Regions from separate parts of the Homo sapiens genome. Here region 2 is linked to region 1. A link is an interaction called in ENCODE POLR2A ChIA-PET data of the cell type or tissue named here. Cell type or tissue: HepG2. All regions are shown on one strand. Each heading gives the region's core, and the rest is flanking DNA. Links, peaks and the distances in the headings are about the cores only.

Region 1 (15,194 bases), core at 3,904-11,903:
CAACATAGACCTTTATATATCCTTCCCATGTCTCCAGCCTCTTGCTGAATGAGATATTTCCTTCTAATTCAATACAGTCTCTGTTTACCTGACAAAATGGGACATCAAAAGACTCCTAAACTTGTTAAACCCATGCAGAATCTCATGCAAAGTATATTTCTTATGCACTTTAATACAGTGAGCAACCAGGAAAATCGGAACAACGTGCCACATGGCATTAGCAGTAGCAGACGTTGTCAAAGCCCCACCCATATCCTCTGCACATGCTGTGCATGCCCACTGCAAACATCAGCAATGCTCCACCCAAGAGCTTTTCCTTGGCTTGTGCAAGGCGGGGCCGGGGGGTGGTTAGCACCCCTTGGGGGATAGATACGCCAGCGATCTCATCCTCAGGTGGACAACTCTGAGGTGTTTTTCCAGAAGCCTTCAGCAGGATTGCAGCCCAGCTGCCCACAGTGATGGCCTGCTCACCAGCACTCTCTGTGTTAGCCTCCTTCTCTGCCCCATCTCACTCCCCACCTCAATCTCCTGAATAAACCACTTCAAGTCCTTGTCTACAGATCTGCTTCTGGGAGATCCCAGCTTAAGACAATCTCTCTGTCATTTTAAATTCCTCCTATGGTCTGAATGTTTGTGCTCCTGCCTGCCTCCATTTCATATGTTGAAATTCTAACTTCCAAGATGATGGTATTAGGAGATGGGTAGGACCTTTAGGAGGTGACTAGGTCGTGAAGGCAAAGTCCACATGATTGGGATTCGTGTCCTTATAAAAAAAGATCCCAGAAAGCTATTTTGTCCCTTCTACCATGGGAGGATGCAGCAAGAAGGCACTGTCTGTGAGGAAGTGGGCTCTCACCAGACAGCAAATCTGCTTGCATCTTGATCTTGGGCTTCCCAGCCTCCAAAACTCTGAAAAATAAACTTCTGTTGTTTATAAACCACCCAGTTTATAGTATTTTGTTATAACAGACAAGACAACCCCTTTTGCCAAGAATATAGTACGTGCTTCTCCTCCAGGCCCTAACCCTTGTGTTTATCTGGAGCTGGCCAGAGGAAGATGGAAGGAATTCTAAAAGGATTCTCGGAGTAAAGACACTCAGAGCTGGCTTTCACAAATTATCAAATTTTAGACTTGTGATGACTGTAGGAGTTGGCCAAGTTCAAGTCCATACTTCTCAAGTGGGGCATCTGAAGATATGAAGGAAGTGATTTGTCCAAAGTCACCCACCAGGTTAATGACAGAGCTGGAGCTAAGACGCTAGTCTTGTGACTCTCAAGTTCAGGGCTGGGCTCTCTCTGCCATGTTGCTGTGAAAGGATTTAACCAAGTGACAAGTCCCTCCTAAGGTTACTGGCTAAATTTACTTTAAACAAACAAACAAACAAACAAAAACAAAGTTCTAACATTCCAACTCTCTCCCATAAACCCAGCAAAAACTTAAAATAGAAAGTACCTAGCATGTGTCATTTGACTTCAAAGCCATAGACAGTAAAGAGAAGCCAATTCTAGAAGCAATTATCTAGATCCCTCCCCAGAGGAGGTTTGCCCTAATAATAATCATTGAAATGGTAGTCATAGCTCCAGATCTCTTCTTAGTCTTCGTCAAGGAGACACAGGGCTTATGAGCAGAGAGCAGCCCAACCTCCAGTTGAGGAGCCCTGGAGGGAAGAAAAAGATATGGCTTGAGAAGATCTTATTCAAATGCTTGCATAGAGCACACTACACAAAATAATGCAACTTCTGGGCTCATCCAGAAGATCAAGGAAGAAAGCTTTAGAGGAAATGTGGGCTTATATTTCTAAAAGGCTGAGGAACATTACTCAGAGTGAGTGTGGGCCTGTAACTCCACTAACTGCCTACAGATCAGGGTCCCTCCATGTCCCCTCTGCTTTGTCCTGTCCCCAGTTGGACACATCAGAATTTCACAAAAAGATAACCTTCCCCTGCAGCACACAGGAGCTGTTTTTAGGTTTTGAACCTATCTGTGTTCAAGCAAAAGCATTTTTATTATGCATTGTGAAGGCGAAAAGTAAGCAAGCAAAAATCACATTCAGTCCAGGCCCCAAAATACGCACACAGCCCATGTACACACACAGCCAAGGTGTGGAAAGTGTGATTCAGCCTGGGAGGCTTCTCACCATATCTTCAAAGATGCTTGAAAACTGAAGACTGGATTAAAACGTTCCTACCCTTTGATCCTGCAATCTCCCTTCTTGGAAGCCCCATGCAAATAGCAGAAGATAGAAAAGAAAAAACTATGCACAGAGATGTTCCCTTCACCATTATGTATAATGGCCAAAACACTGGAATAACGAAAATGGCTGCTTTTAGAAATCAGGTGAAATAGGCCAGGCGTGGTGGCTCATGCTGTAATCCCAGCACTTTGGAAGGCTGAGGCAGGCGGATCACCTGAGGTCGGGAGTTTGAGACCAGCCTGACCAACATGGAGAAATCCCGTCTCTACTAAAAAATAAAAATAAAAATAAATAAATAAATAATACAAAAGAAATTAGCTGGGTGTGGTGGTGCAAATAAATAAATAAATACAAAAGAAATTAGCTGGGCATGGTAGTGCACGCCTGTAATCCCAGCTAGTCGGGAGGCTGAGGCAGGAGAATTGCTTGAACCCGGGGGGGTTGGGAGGTTGCTGTGAGCCAAGATATTTTTATTGCACTCCAGCCTGGGCAACAAGAGTGAAACTCTATCAAAAAAGAAAGAGAGAAAGAGAGAAAGAAAGAGAGAGACAGAGAGAAAGGAAGAAAGAAAGAAAGAAAGAAAGAAAGAAAGAAAGAAAGAAAGAAAGAAAGAAAGAAGAAAGAAAGAAAGAAAGAAAGAAAGAAAGAAAGAAAGAAAGAAAGAAGAAAGAAAAGAAAAATCAGGTGAAATAAACTGTGGTGCTTCCATTCTATGGGAAATGGTAATATTGGCCCCATTTACTGGATAATGTAGTGGTTTTAAAACATGTGTACACTTGGAAACAACCTAAGTGTCCATCAACAGATGAGTGGATAAAGAAAACATGGTAGGTACACACAATGGAGTACTATTCTGCCATCAAAAACGATGAGATCCTGTCATTTGCAATACCGTGGATGAAAGTAGAGGTCACTATGTTAAGTGAAATAATCCAGGCACAGGAAGACAAGCACATCACATGTTCTCTCTGATTTGTGGGAGCTAAAAATCAAAACAATTGAACTCATGGAGATAGACAGTAGAAGAATGGTTACCAGAGGCTGGGAAGGGTAGTGAAGGGGCTGGGGGGAGTTGGAGATGGTGAATTGGTACAAAAAATTAAAAGAATGAATAAGATCTACTATTCCATAGCAAAACAGGGTGACCATAGCCAACGATAATTTAATGGTACATTTTAAAATCACTAAAAAAGTATAACTGGACTGTTTGTAACACAAAGGATCAATGCTTGAGGAGAAGGATACCCCATTCTCCATGATGTCATTATTACGCATTGCATGCCTTATAAAAACATCTCATGTAACCCATAAATATATACACTTACTATGTACCCTCAAAAACTAAAAATTAAAAAAAAAAAGAGCCCACAGATTCTTTGACACTCACTCCATTAAGAGGTGGAGTCCATGTCCCCTCTCCTTGAGTCTGGATGAGCCTCTGTGGATGCCTCAATGAATAAAATGAGGTGGAAGTCATACTGTGTGACTCCCAGGGCTGGGATAAAAAAGGCCACAGAGCTTCTGCCAGGCTTTCTTGGGACACTTGCTCTGGGAACCCTGGGCCGCCACGTCAGGAGTCTGCCTGGAGGCCACCAGGCGGAGAGACCATGTGGAAAAAGGGATGCTTGAGGAGCCCCAGCTATTCCAGCCCCAGCTGTGTGAATCTCCCCAGCTCAGGAGCCAGACATGTGGGTGAAGATGACATTGAGAACACCCCAGCCCAGTCCCAGCCACTGAGTGACTGCAACCACCTGCGAGATCCTGAGAACCGCCGAGCTGAGCTCACTTAACTCCTGATGAAGAAAAATAAATTATTGTTATTCATTTAAGACACTGTTTGGGGATGGGTTGTTACACACCAATGAATAGCTGAAACAGAGAAATGGAGATTTACAAAGGTTTAGAATCATGCTCAAGGTCACATAACTAATAAGTGGGGAAGCCTGAGCCAGCATCTAAACTCAGGTCTTCAGCAGGGGAACTGGGACAAGAGTATAGTCTACTCGGCTGCAACGTAAGATAGCTCATACTAACTGGTGAGCAGAACCAGTGAGTGGAAGAAAGTTGTTGCTCTGTTGCAGAGCTCGGGTTCCTACTCAGCTTTTCCTGACATATCGATGTTTTGCACCGACAAGTTTGCAAAATGCACTAAAGCAGCCGAATGCTGCAGGCTGCAGAGGGAAGCAGGGCTGTGTGCAATGCCCATTATGGTGATCACTTTCTCTTGGCTCAGTTTGCCACATGGGCTCTTTTTGAAATTTTATTGCCTAATCCTCCCTGGCATTTGTGTATTTTGCCTTGGACTCCTTACCTCAGCAGCCTCAACCCCTCCTAACATCAGATCAGAAGTGCCTGTACAATGATGCCTGCCCTCAAAGACAGGGCTGACACTCCCCAGTGTCCCACAGTCCCTGTCTGGTCACTATGGTCCCTGTCATCCCCACTACTTGTCTGGCCCCTGTAGACATTTCCATTTGCAACCCTTGGCTTAAGATACCAAGAAGTTCTTCACGATGGAAATGCATTCATCTTTGCTTAACTCTGGTGTTCTCTGCTGGTTTGATCACATAATTAACTCTTCCCCCATCCCCTCTCCTATTTAATGCCTGCTGCAACATTCTTAGTCCTTGGCAGGCACAGTTTAGGAAAAGCTGGACTGTGTGACCATGGCAGCCTCTTCTAATTCTACTATCAGCACCTGGTCATTAACGGATTCAAGCTTTGGTGAGCTAGAGCCATCCTAAGGCATTCGCGGAATCTCTGGCTGCCCCCTTCCAGCTCCCAGTCTGCTGCCTTTACAATGCGGGAGTTAACGACCACTGTTACCCCTGCTGCTCCTCTTCCATGAGGATTTAGTGTCTCATACCCTTCTGTTTATGACATGAACTATCCTTCTGATGGTTAGGGCGCCCCTGTCCACCCAGTTCACCCTGCAAGCCACTCCAAGTGTCCTTTAAAAGGATGTGTATAACAAGAATGGATATCGGACTCGTGTGTTCAATGTAATTTAGTTGTCTCTGGGGATCAAAGAGCAAGACCACGTACTTGTAGCTGATATAGGAATAACAGCCCTTCATCCTAGAAAATGCCCACCCTGAAATAGGAAAAAAGGACTCTGTGGTGAGTTGAATTGTGGCCTCAGAAAATATAAATATGTCCAAGTCTTGACCCTTGGTACCTGTGAATGTGACCTTATTTGGAAATAGAGTCTTTGCAGATGTAAGTAAGTTAAGGCTCTTGCGATGAGATCATCCTTTATTTAGGGTAGGCCCTAAATCCAATAACTGTTGTCCTTACAAGAATAAGGAGAGGGAGATTTAAGACACACAGAGAAAAGGACCATGTGAAGATGGAGGCAGAGGTTGGAGTGGTGCCTCAACAAGCCAAGGGAGCCCCAAGCATGGCCCCAGCTGCCACAAGCTAGGAGAGAAACAAGGGACAGTTTCTCCCTCAGAGCCTCCGGAGGGAACCAATCCTGCCAACCCTTCAATCCTGAACGTCTGGCCTCCAGAACTGGGCGAATAAATTTCTATTGTTTTAAGCCACCAGATTTATGGTCATTTGTTACGGCAGTCATGGGAGACGAATACAGACTCCAGCGGCGGGTCTCAGAGGAGGAAAAATGGCCTCATCTCAGGGGCCACATGGCTGTGGGGAATAAGGGAGGAGTAGAGGGGGGCCCTGCTGAATGCCTGCAGGGTGGGGGCCAGGCTGGGAAGTCCCCAGGGAAGGACCTTAAAGATTAGCATCTTTGTAAGTGACGTCCTAGGCCGTGCTTCTTTTTTTTTTTTTTTTCATTCATGCATTCATTTTATTTTTTTCTCTTTATCCATTCATCTATTTTTTTTTAATTTTTTTAATTTTATTTTTTTAAAATTTTATTATTATTACACTTTAAGTTTTAGGGTATATGTGCACAATGTGCAGGTTTGTTACATGTGTATACATGTGCCATGTTGGTGTGCTGCACCCACTAACTCGTCATTTAACATTAGGTATATCTCCTAATTTTTATTCATTTTCACTCAACTCTCAGGAAAGCCTCATCAGTAATTAGGGCCTGGAGCCAGCTGTGCAGTTTGGGAAGTTGAGAGGAGAGCCTGAGGAGTGAAAAGGGAACACAGTCCCTCTCCCCTGAGTTCAGGGTGGCGGGTGCAGGGGAATCACTGGAATGGTGGAGGCTTCCAAGAAGAGGACCTCCCAGGGTCACAACCCCAGAGGCAGCCCCGAGCACAGGAAGAGGGACCAGGGTGCAAAGCCTTGACCGGCACCACCCTCTGAGCAAACAGGGAACTGCACCCCAAGGAACCCCCAGAAATAGGGCCATCGGACCTCTTCAGGGGAGTCTAACATCACAGGCAGTAGAGCTTTTATCCTATTTTCGTTTGACTAGTTAAAAGGAATGTGACCTTATTTTGCAGTCATAGGCTGGTGAAGCCCAAAACATTCAAGATAAGTGAATATGCCTGCAAAGTTTCCCCAAATAGCCAGGAAATTAGCACCCCCCAAAATAGCTGTGTGAGAGCGACGAGCAGGGCATAGCCTTGCTGCCTCCTTTCCTCCTCCTCCATTTCTGTCTTCTTCTCTCCCTCTTTCCCTCATCTGCCATTTTCTTCTCTTTTCTCTTGCTCCATTCCTCTTTTTTCTTCTTTCTGTCCTACATCCCTTCCTTCCACCTTCCAGACCCTCTCCTCTCCTCTCTCCCCATTTCGCAGGCTCCAAGCCCACAGCATACATTTCCCAACGGCCCCAGCAATTTCCCTGCAGGAGTCCCTTCCTGTCTTCACTTCTCTGTGGGTGCTGGCTGAGCAGCTAGCAGCGTGGCCTAGGGCTACCCATCAGGAAAGCTTCTGTGGGCACATGCTGAGGAGGGAGGTGCCCTGCAAGGACAGCTCCTCTTATTTTAAAAATGAGGTCGTAACATTCTTTCATTCCACTAACACCCCTGGCTAGGGCTTAGAGTGCCTACTGTGTGCCAGCTCACTGCTGCTGGGGAGCAGAAAGCTATGGTGAAAATATGTCCAGGAAGGTATGCTGTGCAGAAGGGAGACATCCAACCCTTTAGGGGGTTGAGAGCAGGGACAATTTATCCTAGGAGAGGGTGACCATATATTGTCATTCATTGTCCAGCTCAGGACACATTTGAGAGTGGTGATTTCACAGGGGCATCACCCTAGAAGATTGTTCAGGGGGTCCCCATTTGGAAGATAATGATACTGCAATTCAGACAAAGTGAACAGCATGAGGGGCTGCAAAACACTTTACAGGTTTTGGGTCATGCCTGTCATCAGGTGCAGCTGATGTGAGTTTGGAGAGATGATGGGATGGGAGACTGGACAAGTCAGTTTGGAGTCCATCTTTAAAAAGTCTTGAATGTGAAGCCAAGAGTTGTCTTTATTCCTCAAGGATTAAATACAATGATTTTTTTTTAATTTTTACTATTACATCAACCGGACCATAAAAAGGATATAAAAGAAAAAGGCAAAAAAAAAGCACACATCATATCAATAGATGGCAAAAAGTATTTCATAAAATCTAATATTTACTACTAATGATGAAAAAAATACTGTGGGGACTAAGATTAGAAGAATGCTTTCGTGAGATACTAAAATATCTATCCAAAAATAGCAATCAACAGGAAACACTGCAGTTGTTACCATTAAAATAAGGACTAAGACAAGAACACAGCCGGTCCTATTGTTGTGAAACATTGTTCTGAAGGGCTTGGTCAATGCCATAAGGCCTGGTAACAAATCGGATGCAAAATTATAAGAGAGAAGATGACAAAACTATACTCATTTTCAGGCAATATGATTTTCTACCTGGAAAAAAAATCCATTCAAGTTTAATAAAGTTGATTGTTCTATAAAGAATATATAAATATCAATAACATTCCTAAATATCATCTATAATTAGAAAATATGATGGGAAAATATGCTATACACATTTCATATGAATATATGTATATATAGGTATGTGAATGTGTATATATGAAAATAAACTTAGTAAGAAATATGTAAGTCCTATAAGAAAAAAATGCTAACATTCATTGAGAAAGTCAGGGGAAGACTTTATTTATTTATTTAGAGACAGGGTCTCGCTCTGTAACCCAGGCTAGAGTGCAGTGGCACCATCATAGCTCACTGCAGCCTCAAACTCCTGGCCTCAAATGATCCACCTGCCTCAACCTCCCAAAGTGCTGGGATTACAGGCATGAGCCACTGTGCCCAGCCAGAAGATTTTAATAATTAGAAATATAGGGCATTTCCTTGAGGCAGAAGATTATATTATAAAGATGTCTAATCCCAATAGAAATCATAACCAAATTTTATAACACTTATTTTTAAAGTTTGTACAATGAAAAATGAGTAAAGAAAAAAAACAAGATAATATCCGAAATACAAAAGCACTGAGAGGTAACTGAGCTTATAATGTATCAATATGCCCTGCAAAGCTTCAATACTTAAAACAGTGCACTGTCAATGTGAGAAACGACAAATCAATGGAAAGTCCTGAAATGGCTGACTGTGCACATAAGTAACAAAGCAAAATATCTACATTTTCTGTCAAACTCTGGTGGGATTTTTGGAAGCTACAAAAATGCCAAAATGGCAGGCAGCTCCAAGTGATGGAGACTTAAACCTGACCACTATGTTAAGGCTGGCTGGTTTTTCCTTCTGGCATAATTTCCTGAAATGACCCTTCAGTCAAGTAAGCACCAAGTCAATACTGGGGGACAAGATGTGTAAAACACCAGTGTGGCAGAAACAATGGCATCCATCAAACATCCATCAGCCTCCTGCTCATCCCCACCACCACCTCCTTGCCAGCTGCCTTATTGCCGGCCAGAGCCATGTGACCAGCTCTGGCCGGGGCTATGGCAGAGAGTGACAGGTGCTACTTTCAGCCTAAAACCTAGAAGAGCCTGGTGTGACCTTCCAGATGTCTCTTCCCCTGCCATGGCAACCAAGGAAGCAAGTATTTAAGAGAATGCCGTCCGTCACACAGTAACAAAGCCTCCGTGACTCGCTCCCTGTGTGGAGTGGAGTCTCCTGCTGACCCTTAATGGACAGGCAGTGTGAAGGAAAAATGAACCCTTGTTGTGATAGGCCACTAAAATACTGGGATTTATGAGTGACTGTAGGAGAACCCAGCTTATTCTAGAACCCAGCTTATTCTGACTAACACCACCAGTCATCTGGATGTTGGCATTTCAGAGCACAGGTTCCAGCACATGCTGCACAACAGAATCATCTGGGAGCTTTTTGAAAATGCCAGTTCCTGGGCCAACCCTTTAAGAGCTTCTGACTCTGTCGCTCTGAGTGTGGCTCGGACATCAGTCATTTCAAGTGTTCCCCAGGTGATTAATTGTACTGTGCAGCCGCAGTTGAAAAACCGCAGCTGCCTTTCTTAAGAAGCTCTGTGTCGTGTCGGGTAATGTTACATGTGGTTCGTGTTTGAGTGAGCATCTGCTCTGCAGACTTGGTTCTTCCCAGGCACCAAGAAGCATTCCTGTGTTTTCCACTGGATTGGCACTGTCCTGGGCTTGCATACAGTTGCTGGTGCTTGAGAAGCTGTGTGTGTGCCTTTACGAAGCTTAGATAACAGGCAATCTGAGGCTGGGGAAACGCCATCTTTGCCCTGTGTTAGAGGCACTTCTATAAATAGGCAAGCAGAGCCTGCAGGTGGGAAATTCAACCTGGAATGTGCAGTCAATGTCCTGCACACCAAGCATTCAAAACTAAGACCCTCTTGGCTTTTGGAGGCAGGCTGATCTCACATTCCTGTATTCTGATGCCACGTCCCTACTGGGGTCAGGAGAGGAGCCGACACTGTGGGCGGGATTTCTGTTGAAGACAGTGACCGTTTCTGCTGTCACCATCAGCCTGGGACCAGGGTGTCAGGCATGGAGTCTGGATTCTAGGGACTGCAGACGGCTTATGAGGCTCTCACACTGCGAAGTGAGGCCCACGGCCTGAGAGAGGCCCAGTGCTAGGCAAGGAGACCATCACATCAAATCACAACTCTCTGTTGTGAAACTTGATCCTGAAAGTTTTGTATAGTCTCATCAAAATTTACAAGCTGGTTTCTGCGCCACTTTGGAAATTAAGGGGCCCTGTGCTTGCGATGGAATCATAAAGGATGTCTCCTCTCTTGTCCCCACCCCAGGCCTGCACAGTGGCAGCAGCTGTGGCCAGAGGGACACCAGTGGACACAGAGGCCCAGGGAGAGGAGCAGAGGCCAGCAGGAAACAGCAAATGCAGAGGCCCAAAGTGACCAGGACACCGTCCTTGTGCACATCCTGGGAGGAGCCGACGTCTAAAGAAGGGCTGAAGCCTGAAAATCTGGCATGACTAGAGCTCAAAGTCATGGCTGCTTGGGGCACTGTTAGAAATGTGCCTCCTTGTGTTCTCCCAGTGATGTGATAAAGGTGGCATCTCACTGAAAAGGACCAGGGTTAGGAGGGCTCAGGAGCTATGGGGTGGCCCAGGGACAGAGAGCTGCTCATCAAAATCAGTGTCAAAGCTGCATGTGCAGCCCTGGTGCTCGGGGGGCTCTGGTGCAGGGTGTGCTGTGGCGTTCCTCGACGACGATGTTGCTTTACTGGGGGAAGTATCCTGGTACTGGCAGGGTCAGAAGAGGGTAGTGAGGAGTGTGGTGCTTCTGGGAGCCATGTGAATTGAAGTGGAATAATTAGCCAGGCATGGTGGAGGGTGCCTGTAATCCTAGCTACTCAGGAGGCTGAGGCAGGAGAATCACTTAAACCTGCGCAGAGGCTGCAGTGAGCTGAGATCACACCGCTGCACTCCAGCCTGAGCGACAAGAGTGAAACTCGGTCTCAAAAAAGATATAGATAGATATAGATAGATACAGATGATAGATAGATAGATATCTGAAAGATTCACAGAGAGTAAATGACAGTGTCCAAACAAAAAGTGTCCTTTCCGCCCTTGCACAGTGCCGCCCCCATTCCAAAAACTCCCTTTCCACTGACCTGCTGCCTGTGTGCATTGTAATCCAGCTCACTCTCTCCCACTCAGAGCTGCCAGGCAGGGCTACAAACACAGGGCACGAAGCTGCCGTCCTCCCTACCTGGCCAGTGGCAAACATCACTAAACCCAGCCACCCTTCCCACCAAACCTGCCCGAGGCCTTGGGCTTCTTCCCATCACAGCGGTCCACACAGCCACCGCCTGCCAGTCAGCATTAGTTACAGCCACCTGACGCTTGTCTTCAAATCCAAGAGAGAGGTGCAGGTCAACTGTGACCCTGGGGCCGAGGCCAAGTCAACCACACCCATTTGTTTGGGTATCACCTATGCTGTGCTCATACTGCAAAGGCCAAGTTGAGCAGTTGAGACAGAGACTGTGTGGCCCACAAAGCCTAAGATATTGACCACCTGGCCCTTTACAGGAAAAGCCTGCCAACCCCAGTTAGAAGCAAAGCATGCTCAAATTTGTATTTTTTTTCCCAGAATAAGATTGTCATTAAACTTATAAATAGGGTTTCTTAACCTATTCACACAGTGAAATGCAGACAGCCCGAGAGTTGTTATCTAAACTAAAAAAGAAGAGAATGGGAAAACCTAATTATCCTGGATGTCACATGCTGACTCCAGGGGTGACTATACTTTAGTTGACTCAACCTTGGTTTGGAAACTTGCTTTCACTCCCTCCCTGGAGTCAGAAGCCTTCCCAGACAGCATGTTCTCTGGTCTTGGTCTTCGAAGCTACGGGGAGTTGTGCCAAGGAAGCTCACCCTCCACAGGCCTAGAGCACGACGATGCCAGGGTCAGGTGTTGCTAACAGCCCTTCCCTCTCTTCCACCTCCTCAAGCCCCCTCCCCAGGAACAGTGGAGGGAGAATGAAAGAAGGCACAGTTTCACCTTCTCCATCTGCCTTGGAAGCCGCAACATCTGCCTTCCAATTAGGATGGAGTTACCGGGGTGACGGGGTTGGCTAGCAGGCCCCTCGGCTCCTGACTCCTCTGGGGCAGCCCCCTGCTCTAATGAAGAGCTAATTAACATGAAAAGCATTGATTTAGCCAACTGCTGCTTGTATAATCACAAGGCACTCTCAGCAGCAGCTTCAAAGCTGTCTCTCCCTTCAGAACACAGGATTCGCATAAAGCGTGGGACTAAACCCTCCCCGTGTTTTTAAACAGTGATTTCCCCACACTCCTGAAGTGAAAACACCAGCTCTGTAAGTCGACCACGTAGGCGCCCCTCTCGCTGCCTTCAAGGGGAACTCTGGTGGGTTTGGTAAATGTTAGTACTTGCCCGTGTGACCCAGAGATTGGGTTAGGAATCAGGTTCCATCTTCTCTCCTGGCTCACAAACGTGTGTGTTGCCAAGAACTAGTAGGAGGCCATGGCTGTGCTCTAGCTGTCTCAACAGAGAAGTAGCTTAAACCCTTACAGTGAGGGGTGGGGTGCCTTAACTATAAGGAACAAAGGCATGAGAGGCCTCTAAGACAACATCTGCATGGATTTGTTTGACTCCCTCATCCCAAATGATGATCATTCATCTCCCTGATCATCCATGTGGGAAAGTTTGAGGCCAGATACCAGCTCGAAGCAAGACCAAGAAATTCAGGCTCTGGCTTGGTAGACTTCTGAGGTAGAGTGCCGTATGAACCATACTTTTACTGTCTGAAAATTGATCTTTAACATCTACAGGATGGCTACTAGCTGCTCCCATGTAAACCCTGCAGTACCCGAAAACATCCAGAGACTTTAGATAGCCCCCAAACCAGCCACAATGGATGGGATTTTGCAGGGGCACCACCTCCAAACATAGCGGGCCAGTCTGCCTTATGGCCAACCCTTGTGTTCCAGTGGCCCAGCTTGGTGTGCCATGTTCTCACCAAAGGACTATCAGTGTCATAAAACTGTGAAACTCTTTCTAGTTTCTCTCTTGACCTGCATCTGACCTCAGCAGACTTCACCCAAGGTAGCATTGGTTAGAAGAAAGCAAGTGGAGCCCATGATTCTAAAACTGTGACGACGGAAGGGTCATTCATCAAAGGTTTTGACTGAAGGAAGTGAATTGGAAGCCAAGGGAAAATTCCAAGAAAGAAAAGGACTTAACTGAAAAAAGGTCATTATAGACTCAATCCCTTTCCTTTATTTATAAGTTTAATAGATTAGTTTGGAATTTGTTGAAGATACTTTTCATCCAGATTTCAGGGAGGTACATAGCATGGTAACCCTGTGAAGACATTGGAGCAATGGATAGTTATACATCCAGGTAGATCGGAAACCAGTTCAACAACTCTAGCCAAAGGCTATTGATAAAAGACAACTGACATCTAGAAGGAGGTCAGAGCCACTAACTAGACGGTAGCTGTGCCTTGGATGAAGCTTATCTAATTTGCAGCTGTCATGAAGTTGAGTACAATACTGAACAAGTCGACGACAGACTCCTCTGTACGGCAGCATCACTTTGTCATTAAGCACACAGACTCTGAGCTGAATCTGCCCAGGATCGGATCCCAGCTCCAGCACTTACTAGCTAGTTATGTTTCGCAAATTACTTAGGCTGTGAGTATTAGTTCCAACACTCAACTGAGCCTCTCCCTCATTAAACCAACAAGAGAATTTAAAGGGATTGTATAGGCCAGGTAAGGTGGCTCACACCTGTAATCCCAATACTTTAGGGGGCCAAGGTGGCAGAGTCGCGGGAGTCCAGGAGTTTGATGCCAGCCTAGGAAACATAGTGAGACCATGTCTCTAGTAAAAATAAAAATAAAATAAAAATGTAATTAGCTAGGCATGATGGCACACCCTTATAGTCCCAGCTACTCAGGAGCCTGAGGGAGGAGGATCAAGGATGCAGTGAGCCGTGTTCATGCCACTGCACTCCAGCATGAGTGACAGAGCAAGACCACATCTCTTAAAAAAATAAGAAAGAGGGCTGGGCATGGTGGTTCACACCTATAATCGCAACACTTTGGGAGGCTGAAGCGGGCAGATCATTTAAGGTCAGGAGTTCAAGACCAGCCTGGCCAACATGATGAAACCCTGTCTCTACTAAAAATACAAAAAAATTAGCTGGGTGTGGTGGCACAGCTACTGGGAAGGCTGAGGCAGGAGAATCACTTGAACCCAGGAGACGGAGGTTGCAGTGAGCTGAGATCCAACCACTGCACTCCAGCCTGAGCAACAGAGTGAGACTCTGTCTCAAAAAAATGTAAAAATATAAAGAAAAGAATAAAAAGGATAGTATCTGTAAAGTGCCTGGAACAGAGTTAGTGTTCAACAACTGTCAGCAGTGTTGTTAGCTGAGGCTGGTCACTGGGTGACTGTAATATCAGTCAGGGTCTCAGTGATAACAGAAAATACACTCAAATTGGGATAATGTGAGGATGGATTGCTTTCTAAAGGGACTATTTACAAAGGTGTGCTTGAGATTTAAAGAATCTGAAGATAGTGCTATAACCCAGGGTAGCAATTGCAAAGCCATTACCACTCCTAAGCCTAAGGGCCGAGGGGAGGAAGCAGTTGTTAAAACCCAGAGGGAGAGAGAAGCATAGAAAGGAGGCCACCAAGGGAAACAGTGTCCTTTGGTTGAAGGACACAGGTGACCACCCTGGGAGGAAGTGAGCGGAGTAAACACCCCCACCCTCTCTCTGATTCCAGCTGGAGCACCCATTGGCCAAACCCAACAAGAAGCGCAAGAATGGGTGAGCCTGGCCATACAGGTCAGTTTCTGGGGCAGAAAGCGGGGTGGAAAAAGGTGACAGTGGGTCTGGAGGGACAGAAAGACACCTGGTACGAGCATGTTACATTTGTTGGGGACAAAGTTAAAATCCTGCCTGTCATTTCAATGAAGCGACTACAACAATATTCAGGATGGCAGATATTTAAGAGCAGCATCTAGAAACAATGATTAAAAGGGTTCAGTCGGCTACAAGTCCAATATTCAGCCATTCATTCATTTACTCAGCAAATGCAGGGAATGCACACTGTGTGTCCAGACCTGCACTAAGCATGACAATAC
Region 2 (15,194 bases), core at 4,009-12,008, 200 kb after region 1:
AGATCCTCTGCCCAAACCATCCAGAGCAGGACCCTTGGCCCCAGGCCATTTAATCGCATTGTCCCTGCTCAGAGGATCAGCTCAAGTATGGGTTTCAGGGATCCTAAGAATGATGGAGCCGTTGCTGCCACTCCGAGCCCCACCGGAGACGGCCCCCAGGCCTAGGCGGGCAGGCAGGCCTACGCTAACTGTCATTTTCACCCCCGCCCTCCCCACAGGTCGCTGGAGCTCCTGTTTGCCAGTGGCCAGAACAATAAGCTCCTGTACGGTGAACCCCCCAAGTCCCCGCGCGCCACCCGCAAGTTCTCCTCGCCGCCACCTCTGTCCATCACCAAGACATCGTCACCGAGCCGCCGGCGGAAGCTCTCCCTGAACATCCCCATCATCACTGGCGGCAAGGCCCTGGACCTGGCCGCCCTCAGCTGCAACTCCAATGGCTACACCAGCATGTACTCGGCCATGTCACCCTTCAGCAAGGCCACGCTGGACACCAGCAAGCTCTATGTGTCCAGCAGCTTCACCAACAAGATTCCAGATGAGGGCGATACGACCCCTGAGAAGCCCGAAGACCCTTCAGCGCTCAGCAAGCAGAGTGAGTGGCCATGCCGTCGGAGCTGCCCCCCAGCCTCCCAGCCCCACTGAGGCTCAGCCTGGCCCAGCAAGGCCTCAGGGCTGCTCTTCCTGCTCCCATGGGGAAGGAAGGGAGAGGCTTGGGGGTCCCACCAGGCAGATAGTGGAGGCAGCACAGAGTCTGGGCGGTGCAGAGAGGTAGCCGTATGTGGGAGCCCAGGCTGCGGGGGGAGGCAGGCAGAAATTCCCAGGGCATCGCCACACTTTAGATGAGTCAGTTCCCATCACGAGCAATTTAGGCATCCCTCTGCCCTGACCACAGCATCCTACGGCATCCCTGTGTTTGTCCATGTCTGCAGAGGACAGGGCCTGGGCCAGGCCCATTCAGGGCCCGGGAGAGAAGAGGTCGTCAGCAGCTCCTGCCCCCTGGGATTCAGTCTGGCTGAGGACCCAGACCAGACACTGAAATGTGGACACCTGATACGAATGGCTTGTGTCAGGAGGATGCTCCAGGGGCACAGAGGTTGGGGTGGGAACACCATTAGGAGCGTCATAGAAGGCTTCCCGGAAGAACTGTTCGATCTCAATTTTTACCAAGAGGAAAGGAGAACATTCTAGACCATGGGAACAGGATGGGAATGACTGAGGAGCAAGAAAAGGCCTTGTGTGTTTCGGGGACAGCTGGACGCCAGGCAGACCTGGAATGCTGAGTGTGAGACAGGCTGGAGATGATTCCAGGACAGGCTGGAGCCTCCCTACTCTCAGGGTTTCTCCTGACTGTTCTAAAAGTGTCAGGTCTGGTTCTGATTTAGATCCGAACAGGCCACATCTTGGGTGCCACAAGCATTGTCTCGGTTAGCACATGAGAGCACGTGCACACACGCACGCACCCACGTGCAACCAGGGGCTGGTCAGACGCCCCAGGCTTTGAGGAGGAGGCCTTTGAAGAGGGAAGGATTTCTCTCCTCTGAGCTGGCAAGAGGGAAGGCAGAGGGCACCCCCAGCAGAGGGCACAGCTGGGGCAAGATAAATCCTCCGCCAGGCTCCATACCAAGTAACACTCACCGTGGCACATGCAGTTAATGGGTGATGCATGCAGCTGAAAGTCAGTCACCAAGGAAATGGCCTGCCAGAAATTTCATAATTTCACATTCTGAAATGTAACGCAAGGCAGTCCTGAGAAGTCATCTGGTACCAGGCTTCTTGACTGGTGATCCAGGAGCCCATGAATCTAATTATGTGCCAAACTGTGTGTGTGTGTATATGTGTGTGTATGTGTATTTGTTATGTATAAATGTGTGTGCGTGTGCATGTGCCTGTGGACATTCTTGTCTAAAGAGAAGACCTGTGGCTTTGTGTTCTCAAGGTCAGATGCAACTACATCCACTTTCTACGTGGGTAAACTGAGGCCCAGAGCAGTTAAGAGTTTCTGACCAAGACCTCACTGTGCCAGACCTAGGCTTTTAATATAATTCATCAGCCTCCCCAGGGTGTGTGGACCAGGAGTCTCCCAAGATTAGGAAGCCTCTATAATTAATTATCCAAGACAGGACATTTTAAGAGTGACCAGGGGCACGCGGCAATAGGTTAAAAGCAGAGGAAAACTGGAGCAGATGGTCACCTTAACTAATAAGCTTCACCAAAAAAAAAAAGAGAGATCGTGTAACTCAAAGTGTGGTCCGTGGACCAACCACATGGCCATCACCTGGAACCTGTTAGAAATGCAGACTCTCAGGCCCTGCCTGAGACCCCTGAATCAGAATTTGCATTCTGACAAGATCCCCAGGTGTGTCTGGTAAGGTTTGAGAAGCCCTGGTGGAGCAAAAGCCACCTTGGAGATCGACAGTGCTCATTAGCAAGAGAAAGGTTCTGATGAGTCCTGCGGGAAACAAAGCTGTTAAACTTTCTTCAGTGGCTGTATCCCAAGTTTACTCTGTTTTGCCTCAGTAAATTATAGACATAAATTTTAAAATCAAATATTTAAATTTTAAAATTAAAATTAAGAAAAGTAAAATTATTTATTTCTTTTCTCCCAGGCTCAGAAGTCTCCATGAGAGAGGAGTCAGATATTGATCAAAACCAGAGTGATGATGGTGATACTGAAACATCACCAACTAAATCTCCAACAACACCCAAATCAGTCAAAAACAAAAATTCTTCAGGTACAATGCACCAATTCAAAACCACAAATAGATTTCCAGTTTGGGAGAGGGCAGTAGGTCAAGTCGAGTCAAGGCAAGTGGGTGTCATCCCTTATGCTTTATGAGTGACTCCTAAGAGCAGTAACTTTTCTGATATTTCATAACCCACCCACCACCACCCGCCCCCCGCCACCCCAAGGGAAGGGGCTGTGGGCACTGGAACATTGGCTGGGTAGATCCTGCTCTTCAACTCAACCAAGTCACTCTCCCAACTTCAGACAAGACTGCCTTGAGCCCACCCAGCACAGGTGGGCAGGGAGGCTCAGCATCTAGGGCTCATTCGTGGAAGATCCTGATTCAGAAGGTGCTTCCTGAACCCCAGCACAGGTGGGCAGGGAGGCTCAGCATCTAGGGCTCATTCATGGAAGATCCTGGTTCAGAAGGTGCTTCCTGAACTGAGTGCCAGGCTCTGCACAGACCCCTTTCATCATCTTGACAGCTTTGCAAAAAGGCTAGGTGTTTCAAATAAGGGGAAAGACTCCAAGAGGCGGTGACATTGCTCACCCGCAGTCCCAGACTCCTGATCCTGAAGGATCCTTGAGAAGCAGTCTTGGTCTCCGGTTTTCATAAAGCCCTTTCCCCTATACAAGGGGGCTGTGAGATACCCAATGGTGAGAGAGAGCTCCCAGGGGACCCACCTCCCAGGCAGCCCCTCCCCACACAGCTTTCTCCAATGTCCCTGCTCTCACATGCAAAGGGCCGCCTGCAGCCTGAACTCCCCACTATCCAGGCTTTCAAAAGGAACCCAATAGGTAACAGGGTCACCGAGCTTTAGAGAGAAACTGCCTGGACATACTGCAGCCCTGCCACAGCTGCTCAGACACACAGAAACAGAGCTCATGGAGAGCCAAATTTCAGAAATAAGCTTTGAGTCCTTAAAATAAATCATATGTGCCTCACAGCATTAAATACTGCTATTTTGTCTTCAGTAGTCTGGATTGCTTTCCAGAGACAAGATGAAACCAAAGGTTTCAAGAGTAGGTTTCTCCTATCATTACTACTAAAAATTATGATTATTATTATTATTACTAATAGCAATGATATTCCATGGCATTTATATAGCTTTTCACCTAACACAAAGTACTTTCATCTATGTTATTGCCTTTAATCTTTATATCCACCTTTTGAAGCTTTATCCCTATTATTCAAAGGAGACTACTGAAACCCAGAGGGGTTAAATGACTTACCCAAGGTCACACAGCTAGTAGGGGGTAGGGGAGAATTTCAACTCAGGTGGCTGGACTCCAAGAGCCATCCTCTCTCCATCCCACTGTGCCCACGAGCCCATCAGTATGAATTGTTATGGATGTCAGACATTGGACAGGTTATGTGTTAATCCCAAGTAGACTGAGAGGGTAAGAAAACTCATGATGCTGCCCTCAGGCAGGCCTGTGCCCTGCTGGACCTGAGAGGTGAAGGGGTTGAGAGCTGCAGAAAGATGGACGGGGTGACTGGAGACCTTTTTCAGAAGCAGGAGTGTGCTCCCCAACCTGGGACAGCCCTGAGGGTGTTGTGGTGTGACTCTCCCCAGAGCTTCTAACACAGAGAGAGACACACACACACACCAGCACCACCCGACATGCCCTGGTACCCTGAAGACACAGCCTGCTGGCTCTTAAGGCTGCTCTAGCCTCGGGACCCCTGGTTTTCTAACAGCCTGAGGAGTTGGGACTGGGGACAGCTGAGGGTTGGTTCCCTCCTCTCTGCAGAGTTCCCACTCTTTTCCTATAACAATGGAGTCGTCATGACCTCCTGTCGTGAACTGGACAATAACCGCAGTGCCTTGTCGGCCGCCTCTGCCTTTGCCATAGCAACCGCCGGGGCCAACGAGGGCACCCCAAACAAGGAGAAGTACCGGAGGATGTCCTTAGCCAGTGCAGGTATGTGGGGTGTTCTCCACTCACAGGGTCCTCCCCATGGTCAGCCCCAGTGGCAGGTGATAGCAGCCATGGTCCCGGGGACTTGCTCTGCTGTGGGTGTTTAAGGTGTGCTAAGGATGGCACAGGTGGGTCCTGTTAAAGCACCCACCCTCGGGGAGCTCCCTGCTTCAATTGACTACAGTCACTCACTGGACACGAAGCTTCCTGAATCATTATTTTGGCTTGGGCACCGCCTTCCACTTGTGGAGGTGCTGGGTCACAACCCCCACCTCTCTGCACTGGTTGGGGCTCTGCACACACCCAGGGCCTGAACCCCACACCTAGAGCCAGGGCCACTGCACATCTAGGGCACAGCGTGCCCTGCACCCTCCTCTTCCAGCTGCCAGCTGAATGCCATCCATCCTTCCCCCAAACTTCCATCCTGCAGGCCTTTGCTAGTGCTGACCCTCCTGCCTGGAGGCCCCTTCCTTCCCACCCATCGCCCTTTGCTACTTGGCCAGCTTCTACTCGACATAAAGCCCATTGCCCATGGGAACCTCTGTCCCGCCATGCTCCCACCTCCCACTTCTGCATCCTTGATCCTGCAGCAGAGACTGGAATAGGGGCCCCTTTGAGCTCTGTTCCCTGGGGAGGCCCTGCGTGGCTCTGTCTTGGGAGGCTGCCTGAACCTTCCAGCAGCTCTTGAAAGATGGAGAGGTCTGGAAGAGGCTGGGCATGCATGGACCGTGTTGACTGAGGAGCCATGACATCTGTGCTATTGGTCAGACACTAGTTGTTAAACATGTTGTTATCCCCCTGCCCATGACCCCCTCACTCACCCCAGCTCAGCCAGATCCGAGAGGCAAATCCAGACTAGTGTCAAGCTCTGTTTCTTGTCCTCACCTGTCCTCTCTCCCCTCTGCCACGCATGCTGCCAGGGTTTCCCCCAGACCAGAGGAATGGAGACAAGGAGTTTGTGATCCGCAGAGCAGCCACCAATCGTGTCTTGAACGTGCTCCGCCACTGGGTGTCCAAGCACTCTCAGGTGGGTGGGAGCCCTCCCTGGGCAGGCTGCTGGGGACCACCAGGCAATGGCCCCAGGAACCAGCTGCCTTCCAAAAGCAGCTGCGGGCAGAGTGAGCTGATGGCTGGCAGTGGGGCAGCAGAAGGGAGGGAGCTCAAATGTGCCACCCTGATGTTCCCGGAGGACTGCTCAGATTCCCTAGGAGGGAACAAAGGACATGGAAGGGACAATGGGTCTCTGTCTATCCACCCTGCCTGTAGCAGGGGTACAGGTAGGTTTGTGCCTCCCTGGCCCAGGGGTGCAGCCAGCTGAAAGATGGGCTTTGATCTGGTTCCAGTGCCTTTATCTAAGATTCTCTAGGCCTGGAGAGCCTCTCATGCCCTGCCAGGAAGCCAACAGAAAGGAAATGAGGCAGGTCAGCCTGCCCTGGGCAGAATAGAAACTGGAGCTCCTTCCTCTGGCCTGGGCCCAGACCACTGCAGAGCAGCTCAAAAACAGTAACCAGAGCCACCCATCACACCTTCCCGGCAGGACTTTGAGACCAACGATGAGCTCAAATGCAAGGTGATCGGCTTCCTGGAAGAAGTCATGCACGACCCGGAGCTCCTGACCCAGGAGCGGAAGGCTGCAGCCAACATCATCAGGTAAAGGCAGTACCTGGTTCCTGGCTCAGAACTGCCTGCTGGGACAGGAGCCCTGCCTTCTGCCTCCATGTGGGCTGGTCAGAGGCCCGGGAGGTGAAGAGCGCCCTTGTCAAGGACAGCCCCAAGTAGGAGTGCTGGGGTAGAGGTGAGCTCTTGGGGGCAGGCTCAGGGCTGGGTAGTCTATTTGTCCTTCTTTCCTCTCTCCCCACCCTGCGCCAGACCTTGATCTCTTCAAAGCAAGAACCCAGCACACTTCTCCATGTGTGTCCACAGCTGCTAACCCCTGTCTAGCCTGTGCCATCCAATATGGTAGGCACTAGCTACATAAGGCTATTTAAATCTTTTTTTTTTTTTTTTTTGAGGCGAAGTCTCGCTCTTGTCACCCAGGCTAGAATGCAGTGATGTGATCTTGGCTCACTGTAACCTCCACCTCCCAGGTTCAAGAGATTCTCCTGCCTCAGCCTCCCCAGTAGCTGGGATTATAGGCACCTGCCACCACGCCCAGCTAATTTTTTTTGTATTTTTAGTAGAGACGGGGTTTCACCATGTTGGCCAGGCTGGTCTCAGTCTCCTGACCTCAGGCGATCTGCCCACCTCGGCCTCCCAAAGTGCTGGGATTACAGGCATGAGCCACTATGCCCGGCCTTGGCTATTTAAATCTTAATGAAAATTAAATAAAATTTAAAGTTCAGTTCCTCAGTGACATGAGCCCAGCAGCCTCAGCTTCACCCCCGACATGTGGCTAGCAGTCCCTGCATTGGACAGTACAGGGTGTAGGATGCTGCCATCACTGCAGAGATCTATTAAACAGTGCTGGCGAGGCCTGATTTGTAGGTGCTTGAGTGTCTGTTGAATTGAATTCAGTTAAGTTGTTTATCCCCAAACCCATGCTTGTCCTCTCCTGGTGGAGGTCAGGGTCAGGCAGCCCGATGTCTGAGATGCTCAGCCAGTGACTCATGTGACCTGGGCAAGTCCCCGCTCTGAGCCTCATCCATAAAATGGGTGAACAATACCCGCTTCAAGGCTGGGATGAGATCACGGGTGTCACTTTTACAGGCTGTTCAGTGGGTGGCGGGCACCTACCGACTCAGCCTGTCTGCTCCCAGCCCAGCCCAGGTGTGAGGGCTTGGGCCCTGGCCTTTCCTCCTCACCTCTTGCCTGGCCCCAGCCTCCCCAGACTTTCCCCCAAGTCCTGCCTGTGACCAGAGTGCCCAGACATCCTCCCCAGCCAGGCCGTGGAGGCCCCATGCTGGGGCCCATTCTTCCCTCAGGCTCACAGTCCTAAAATCTCTTTCAGGCCTCCACATCTTCAGTACAGAGGCCAGAGTGTGTGCACACATGCCCACACACACACACACGCACACACACACACAGCCGCCACTCGTGGTCCTCCCAGGAGGCCTTAGGAGTGTGTGGAGCCCCCCACCGAGCATATTGATCAAAGCCACCCTCGGAGGGGAGCCTGTTCCCTGGGTGTGATGAAAGAGCAGGCTCTGGAGTTGGCAGCCCTGGTTTGGAGCGTGGGCCCACCATGCTCCAGCTGCGGGACCCCAGGTGAGGCAGTTCCCTGAGGGGCCGTTTCCTCAGCTGTAAGATATACACGACAATGCCTTCTGCCAGGCTGATCCAGAGAGCCACTCCCCGCAGCCCCGGCAGGCCTGCAGACCCCTGGCTGTCCCCACGCAGCCCAGGCCTGGCTCTCCAGTGTCCGCAGCCTCCGTTGGTACTCACCAGCTGTGGCTCTGAGCCCATCACTGTGAGCGTGCGGCACTTTGGCCTGACTTTGAGGCTCTACCCTCATTCCCCACCGTGTGTACCACTCTCCTCTGCTCTCCCAATTCCATCCTTGCAGTCCCTCCTCTGGGCCTGTGGCTGCCATGCTGCTGCCTCCCCACTCCCTGTGCTTCCTTCCTGTCATGCATCCTGTCATCCATGTGCTCGCAGGAGCGCCTGCTGAATGTCCAGTCCTGTGCTGGCACCAGAGCTATGGGGCTGAATCAGACACCGTCCCTCCCTCAAGGGCTCCCTGCCTGAGGTGGCAGAAAGGCCATTCCCACCCAGCCAGATGCAGGAAGCCCAGGGGCTGAGAGGGCCCCAGAAGGGGACCTCCCACAGCCAGGAGCGCCAGGACCATCAGGAAGAAGAGTGAAGGAGGAAGGGGAAAGGGTGCTCCTGGCAATGGGGATGACGAGGACAGAGGGGCGTAAGAGCAGAGGCCGTGTGGGGCTGTCCGAGCTGGGGAGGGGCTGCTGCAACGTGAAGTGGGGCTCACCGTGCCTTCTCGCTCCTGCCTAGGACTCTGACCCAGGAGGACCCAGGTGACAACCAGATCACGCTGGAGGAGATCACGCAGATGGTGAGCTGGGCCTGCCCTCTTGCTTTCCAAGGCTTTCCTCCCCATCCTCCTGCCCAGGACCCCTGACCCATCACAGGCATCACCCGTATTCATTTTCTGTGGCTGTTGTGAAAAAATACCACAAACTGGGCGGCTTAAAACAACAGGAATGGGCTGAGCGCAGTGGCTCATGCCTGTAATCCCAGCACTTTGGGAGGCCAAGGTGGGCAGATCACCTGAGGTCAGGAGGTGGAGACCAGCCTGGCCAACATGGTAAAACCCCATTTCTACTAAAAATACAAAAATTAGCTAGGCGTGGTGGCAGGTGCCTGTAACCCCAGCTTCTCAGGAGACTGAGGCGGGAGAATCACTTAAACCCAGGAGGCGGAGGTGGCAGTGAGCCAAGATCCTCCACTGCACGCTCCAGCCTAGGTAACAGAGCGAGACTCCATCTCAAAAAAAAAAAAAAAGAAAGAAAAAAGAAATGTATTCTCTCATAGTTCTGGAGTCTGAAATTAAGATGTGAGAGGGAGGCCAGGCGTGGTGGCTCACACCTGTAATCCTAGCACTTTGGGAGGCTGAGGTGGGCAGATCACTTAAGGTCAGGAGTTCAAGATCAGCCTGGGCAACATGGTGAAACCCTGTCTCTACCAAAAATACAAAAAATTACCCGGGCATGGTGGCGCATGCCTGTGATCCCAGCTACTTGGGAGGTTGAAGTGGGAGGACTGCTTGAGCATAGGAGGGAGAGGTTGCAGTGAACTGAGATCGAGCCATTGCCCTCCAGCCTGGGTGACAGAGTGAGACCCCCATCTCAAAAAAAAAAAAAAAAAAGGTGCTGGAAGGGTTGTGCTCCCTCCGAAGCCTCAAGGGGAGGCCCCAGTGGTGGTATAAGAGCTGGTGTTCACACCCAGGTCTGGCTGACTCCAGAGCGACAACTCTCCCTCATTCCGTCTACCACACTGCCTCATCCCCAGAAGTTGGAGTGCAGCTCACCACCTGCCCAGAAATGATGGGACCCCAGAGACAGAGCTGTGCTCACCATGAACAAATCCAAGCTCATAGTGGCATTCCAGACGGAATAAGGGAATGATGGTCTTGTGCACTTCCAGGGTCCAGCTACAGCCCACTTTTTTCCAAGTCAGTGATGTGCACCCCAGAATGCCATCACAAGCCACCCCAGAGCCCTTGGCCCCTGCATCACAGCGGCTGGGGATACTCAAGACAGGCTCACTCTGACCACACCTTCCCCACCAGAGGCAGAGATTGTGCCATGCTGGCTCAGCCCCTTGCTGGTTGAGTGACCTTCAGTCTGTTGGAAGTAGCCAGCGTGAGGACTTGGGACTCTGGGTTCTGGGCCCCTGCTGCCCCTGCCCCTCCCATGTTCCCCTCCTGGTTCCTGGAAGTGGTGAGGGCACCTATGAAGCTGTAAGCACTCTGCCCACACTCTGCCCCCAGAGCAGTGCTGCAGGGCTGGGCCCCCAGGAACCCACACGTGGTCCACAGGCAGGGAGGTTGACGGTCCCCAGACCCTACTTCCTCCAGACTGACCCTTTGGGGCCAGAATGCTGGGTAAACCCCAAGACGGAAGTACTCCTCTCGGCAGCTGAAAGGAAGCCGACTGCACTCTGCTCCTGTTTCCCAACAGGGGCTCACCTGGAATGTTTACCCCTCAACAGCATGAGGGCCCCTTGTTCCTTCGTGAACAGCCTGAGGTTCTTCCAGAACAAACAGCTGCTGAGCTGCCCTCTCTTGTCCCCAGAGCCTGTGTGGGGCAGATCCGGGTTGAGAGGGCCCCGCGGCCTCACTAGAGACAGTGAGGATTTTCAAAAGCCTATAAAAGGTGGAGGAAGTTGTCAGTTTTGATCTCTGCTTCCAGGGTCACCCTCTTTCCCAGGCCACCCCAGAAGTGAGCGGAAGGAGCCAACCACCCCACCTTGGCCAGAATGCCTCTTCTGGCCTCTGGTACCAGTGCAGGCCTCTGGGCCCCACAGCGCCTGGGCCTCTGGGCCATAAGCCACCCAGCCCCTTGAGCTCACCCTTGGCCCTGGCAGTTCAGCCCAACCCCAGGGCACCAGGCAGGACCCTCAGATGGGAAGGTGGCTGGGCTGCCCACCTGTATTTATTCACTCAGCTGCTTCAGAGGCTGAGGGTCCCCTCCCTGTGAGCACACAGGGGATCCCCTGCCTGGGTTCTCTCACTACAACCCGGCATCCCAGTGGCCCTGCCACTCTCCTTTCTGTGTCCCCAAAGGCTTCATGTCCCCCAACACCCATGTTCCTGCACCTGGGTTTCTCTACACACCCTTCCCTGCCCAGGGCAGCTCTGCCAGGAAAAACTCACCGACAGCCACCACACAAACACACACACACACCCACACACACACACTACACACACCAAACACACACCACACACACATACACTACACACACCCAGCAAACATACCACACACACACCAGACCACACACACAGACACCACACACACACCACACACACCACACCACACACACCACGTACACACACACACATCACCCACACAGGCACACGCACACACACCACATACACACGCCACACCACACACACCACATACACACATCACCCACAGGCACACCACACACACACACACCCCACATACACATGCACACACCCCACACCACAAACACCCCATACACACCACCCACACACCACACACACCACCCACACACCACCCACATGGCACACACACACCACCCACACACCACCCACATGGCACACACACAGAGGCTGTTTTTCTCCACGGTCCTCGCTCCATTCACATGACTTGGAACCACTTAGGCTGGAGATCCCTGACGTCAGGAACCGTGTTTCCTGCCTTTCTATCTCAGCGTGTAGCAAGGGCCTTGGTGCAGACCTCAGTGCCCGTCTGTGGAGGAAATGGGAGGAAGGGAGACACTTAGTCTAGGAGGGATGGCCCCACTTCCCTTGGGACCCGGCAGATGGGCTGCTTGCAGGTGCTCAGCCCAGCCGGGACTTCTGGACAGGGTAAAGTGAGCATGGAAAAGTGAAGGCATGAGGCACACGAGACAGTCATCTCTCAGAGCACCTGCTGCCTGAGGGGTTGACCGCTCTCCTCCTGTGTGGCCCAGGTGGTCCTGAGGTGGTGATGGGGGAGGATTCTTGTTCCTAACAGGCTCCTCCCAAGACCAACACAGTTGTCCCTTTACCCACCGCCTTCCAGCATCCCTCACTCAGATCCAGCAGACCTTCCACGAGGCCTTTGTGCCCAATACACTGGCCTCCCTATGTCCACCACTCATCCATCTCCTGCCGTGGCCACCACTGTCCTCTGGCTAACGTTTCCCTGAAGATTTTCTCTGGTCGAAGGGCCCAAATAGTGGAATCCCTTAATGATGGTGTCCAAGGGTGGCCCCTGGGGGCCAGGGACACGGACTAAGGCCCAGGACTAAGGCAGGACAGCTGTCTTCTGAGCACAGGGCCATCCCAGGAGCTAATCACGCCTGGGAGTCCACACCTGCTAGTTTCAAAAGGAAATTGTATAGAGCCAGCTGTGGGCTCAGGCGGACGCTGAAGGGAGTGGCCAGGCACAGCCTGAAGTCAGACGACCTGGGCTCCAGTCCTAGTCAGCCCACTTCCAGCTTAGCAACTTGGGCCAGTGGCTCACCTCTGGAAGCCTCCATTGTCTCATGCACGTGCTGGGAGCTCCCTGGCAGGGTGGGTGAGGGCAGTCCGAGCACTGGGCTGCACACACCGGCACAACAGGGCGGGGCCCATCTCCCTCCGTCCCCTTCCCTCCACCTCCCCTCATCATACTCCATCCACCCTCTCATCAGATTCGAGGCAGCGTCATACCCCGTCCACCCGCCCACCCAATTCGAGGGCGAGATACCCCCACAGAGGCAGCTGGGAATCCAGGAGGTGTCCGTCATGGGCCTAACTCAAAATGTTGCTCCCCCAACTCAAAACCAGGCTGAAGGCGTGAAGGCTGAGCCCTTTGAAAACCACTCAGCCCTGGAGATCGCGGAGCAGCTGACCCTGCTAGATCACCTCGTCTTCAAGAAGATTCCTTATGAGTAAGTGTTGCAGGCACCACCCGCCTCCCCCCGCTTCCTCAGGCACTGTCTTGGACAGCACCCTGGAAGCACACGCAGTGAATTTCCAGAGCTGCACGGACCCTCCACAGCTTGAAACAATAGTGCCTGGGTCAGCAGAATGAGGGAGAGAAGCCTGTTCCCGTTCCTGCCCACCAAATTCTCTCCTTACCTGTCAGCTGCACACACACACTTTTCTGGAATCATCTCTAACTCAGAGCTCCTAGAAAGAGAGTATCTAGAAAAGAGCATGTGTTCATGTGTGTGTGCACATGTACCTGTGAGAAACTGTGCACACAGGCAAGAGCGTGGGCACGTGTGTAGGTCCAGTGACCTCCAGTAGCTGATTTAGGGGACAGGCGTGGACTTTGAAGAAGCCCCAAGGCCTGCTGTTACCTGTTCTGGCCTCAGTCATCCCTGGTGTTCACTGCAATTATTCTACTTATGTAATTTTCTATCCCTCTTCCTTCATCTGATGCTATGCCAAAAGGGCATTTGTAAACACTATTTTTAATAAGTACACAGCATTCTCTAACAGTGTGTTACTAAGCCACGAGAGTGTTTTCAGCCTTCACTTTTATATTTATCCCTGCGGTAAACATCCTTGCAACAAATATGTCTGAATTCCTAACAATGGTCCCAGAATGGTTTCCCAGAATTGGGCTCACCGGATTTGAATCATTGTGGGGCTTTTGGCCTCAGCCCCACCTGGCACTCTCGCAGCCCTCCCCAGCATGGGTGCTGCCTCGTGTAAATAGAGAGGGTCGGCACTTTGGAAACCTGTCACATCTCCTGGACATAGAAACAGATGATATTCCTGATATGTCCCTCTAGGAGGAGAAGCGGGATGTGTTTTCAAACACAAATCACCTCCCCGGCCCCTTCTGCCCACAGGACTCTGCCGAGGTCCCCTCTCCCTGTCACTTTATGATGTCAGGAGCCTGTGGCTTGGCTTGCAGGCTTTTTAAGCCTTTTATCTGCCCCCTTTTAGGGCCTTCTATTCCCTCATCCTACAGACCAGCTGCTGCAGTGACTAAAATGTGAATTCTCCCTGTCAGAAAACAAGATTCATAACAAATTATTTCCACCATGTGTGCCTTCCCACACCTTATTTCAGCCTCCCAGTAAACCTGTGAGGAAAGGATTGTCTTGATTCCCATTTTACAGATAAGGAAACTGAAGCCCTGAGCTATAAAGGGTTTGTCTGGGGCCACACAGCTGCGACAAGGCAGAGCTGGACTTGAGCCCAAGGTTCCTTCCTTCCAGGGCTCTGCAGAAGGTTGTTCCCCCAGAAATGACAGCCTCAAAAAGCCAAAAAATAAAATAAAAAGCATGGAGCAATGAAATCAGCAAGGCAAACCTCACCCCCTCCACCTGGGTCTCCCCTTACTTCCTACAGGGAGTTCTTCGGACAAGGATGGATGAAACTGGAAAAGAATGAAAGGACCCCTTATATCATGAAAACCACTAAGCACTTCAATGACGTGAGTATGGATGGGAGCGCCTCTCTCACTGGGGTTTTTCTTTGGCAAGACGCTCAAGAGGCTGGGTAGAGAACGGGCTATACACCTGGCTGGAACCAGACTCCTGGGTCCTCTCCAGCCCTGCCACCCCTTGCCATGTGGCCTCGGGCTGGTTGCCTCACCTCAGTCTCAGTCTCTTCTCCTATTAAGTGGGGCTGACCATGGAACAGTCATAGGAGGATTAACTGCGTGGTCATCTAAAGACATTCAGCCCAGCATTGGCTCGCTGTGAGCCCTCACCCAGAACTTGTGATTCCTAAGTGGGGGTTACTCCTCGGAGCAGGGTTTTTGCGGAGTCTGTGGCAAAGAGAACAGAAGGGAATGAAGGATTAGAAGGAAAGGAATGAAGACCTTGCTATGCTTCCTATTTTTAAACCTCATCTCAGTATTAGCAACAAGCAATATTTGGCTGGACAATGGCAGACAGCTTCCCTCTAATTCATACATTATCCAGAACCCTCGGAATCTCCTAAGGTTTTGGCTGTTTCAGCTACTCTGGCAATGATGTCCCACTCGCTGCCCCTCTTCTTGCCTTTCTTGTGGTAAGATGGTCTTTTGGGATAACACTAAAGAGAATGTTTAATTCTCTTTAATGTTAGGAGGCCACAGTGCTGAGCGAATGTTTAATTAAACATTCTCTTTAATGTTAGAAGGCCACAGTGCTGAGCGAATGTTTAATTAAACATTCTCTTTAATGTTAGGAGGCCACAGTGCTGGGCGAGACTAAGGCTCCTGAATCTCCCTGGCTAGGATCAGGATGGCCCAATATCCAGCTCCTCCAGCCCCCTTCTCTAGACCTCCCAGCCCCAGCTTTCCTGGGGAAGAACTGTTGAGATGGGACCAAGCACTGGACCTGCAAACTGGCCTGGCATAAGCAGCTCAAAGGGCCTGGACTGACTCTGATTGGCACACTAAGTTCAGATGGGTGCATCACACACCCCCAGCTCCCA

The links. Peaks named below come from ENCODE experiments on the same cell type or tissue, not always from the same donor. Only the 100,000 strongest peaks of a DNase experiment are listed, where the experiment ranks them.
Region 2: POLR2A ChIA-PET joins it to region 1 with 5 read pairs; 3 of 35 experiments call an interaction of 5 or more read pairs at or near these places.

The regions. Positions count from the first base shown.
Region 1 is chr15:79,187,273-79,202,466 of GRCh38, reverse strand. It overlaps ANKRD34C-AS1 (ANKRD34C antisense RNA 1), which reads left to right. Exons shown (of 2, transcript NR_038997.1): 2 at 10,365-10,760. Among named protein-coding and RNA genes, the nearest start is that of MIR184, 15 kb to the left of the region's middle. RefSeq lists an enhancer at 4,743-5,276. In HepG2, for the core only: no CTCF peak of the experiment used is centred there; no DNase peak of the experiment used is centred there; H3K27me3 peaks cover 3,085 bases.
Region 2 is chr15:78,989,200-79,004,393 of GRCh38, reverse strand. It overlaps RASGRF1 (Ras protein specific guanine nucleotide releasing factor 1), which reads left to right. Exons shown (of 27, transcript NM_001145648.3): 15 at 219-592; 16 at 2,607-2,732; 17 at 4,481-4,651; 18 at 5,569-5,675; 19 at 6,186-6,298; 20 at 8,594-8,654; 21 at 12,600-12,703; 22 at 14,121-14,205. LOC105370917 (a long non-coding RNA gene) reads right to left here and starts at 5,816. Exons shown (of 3, transcript XR_932519.4): 1 at 5,534-5,816. RefSeq lists enhancers at 1-667, 7,172-7,945. In HepG2, for the core only: no CTCF peak of the experiment used is centred there; DNase peaks (open chromatin) are centred at 7,263 and 10,283.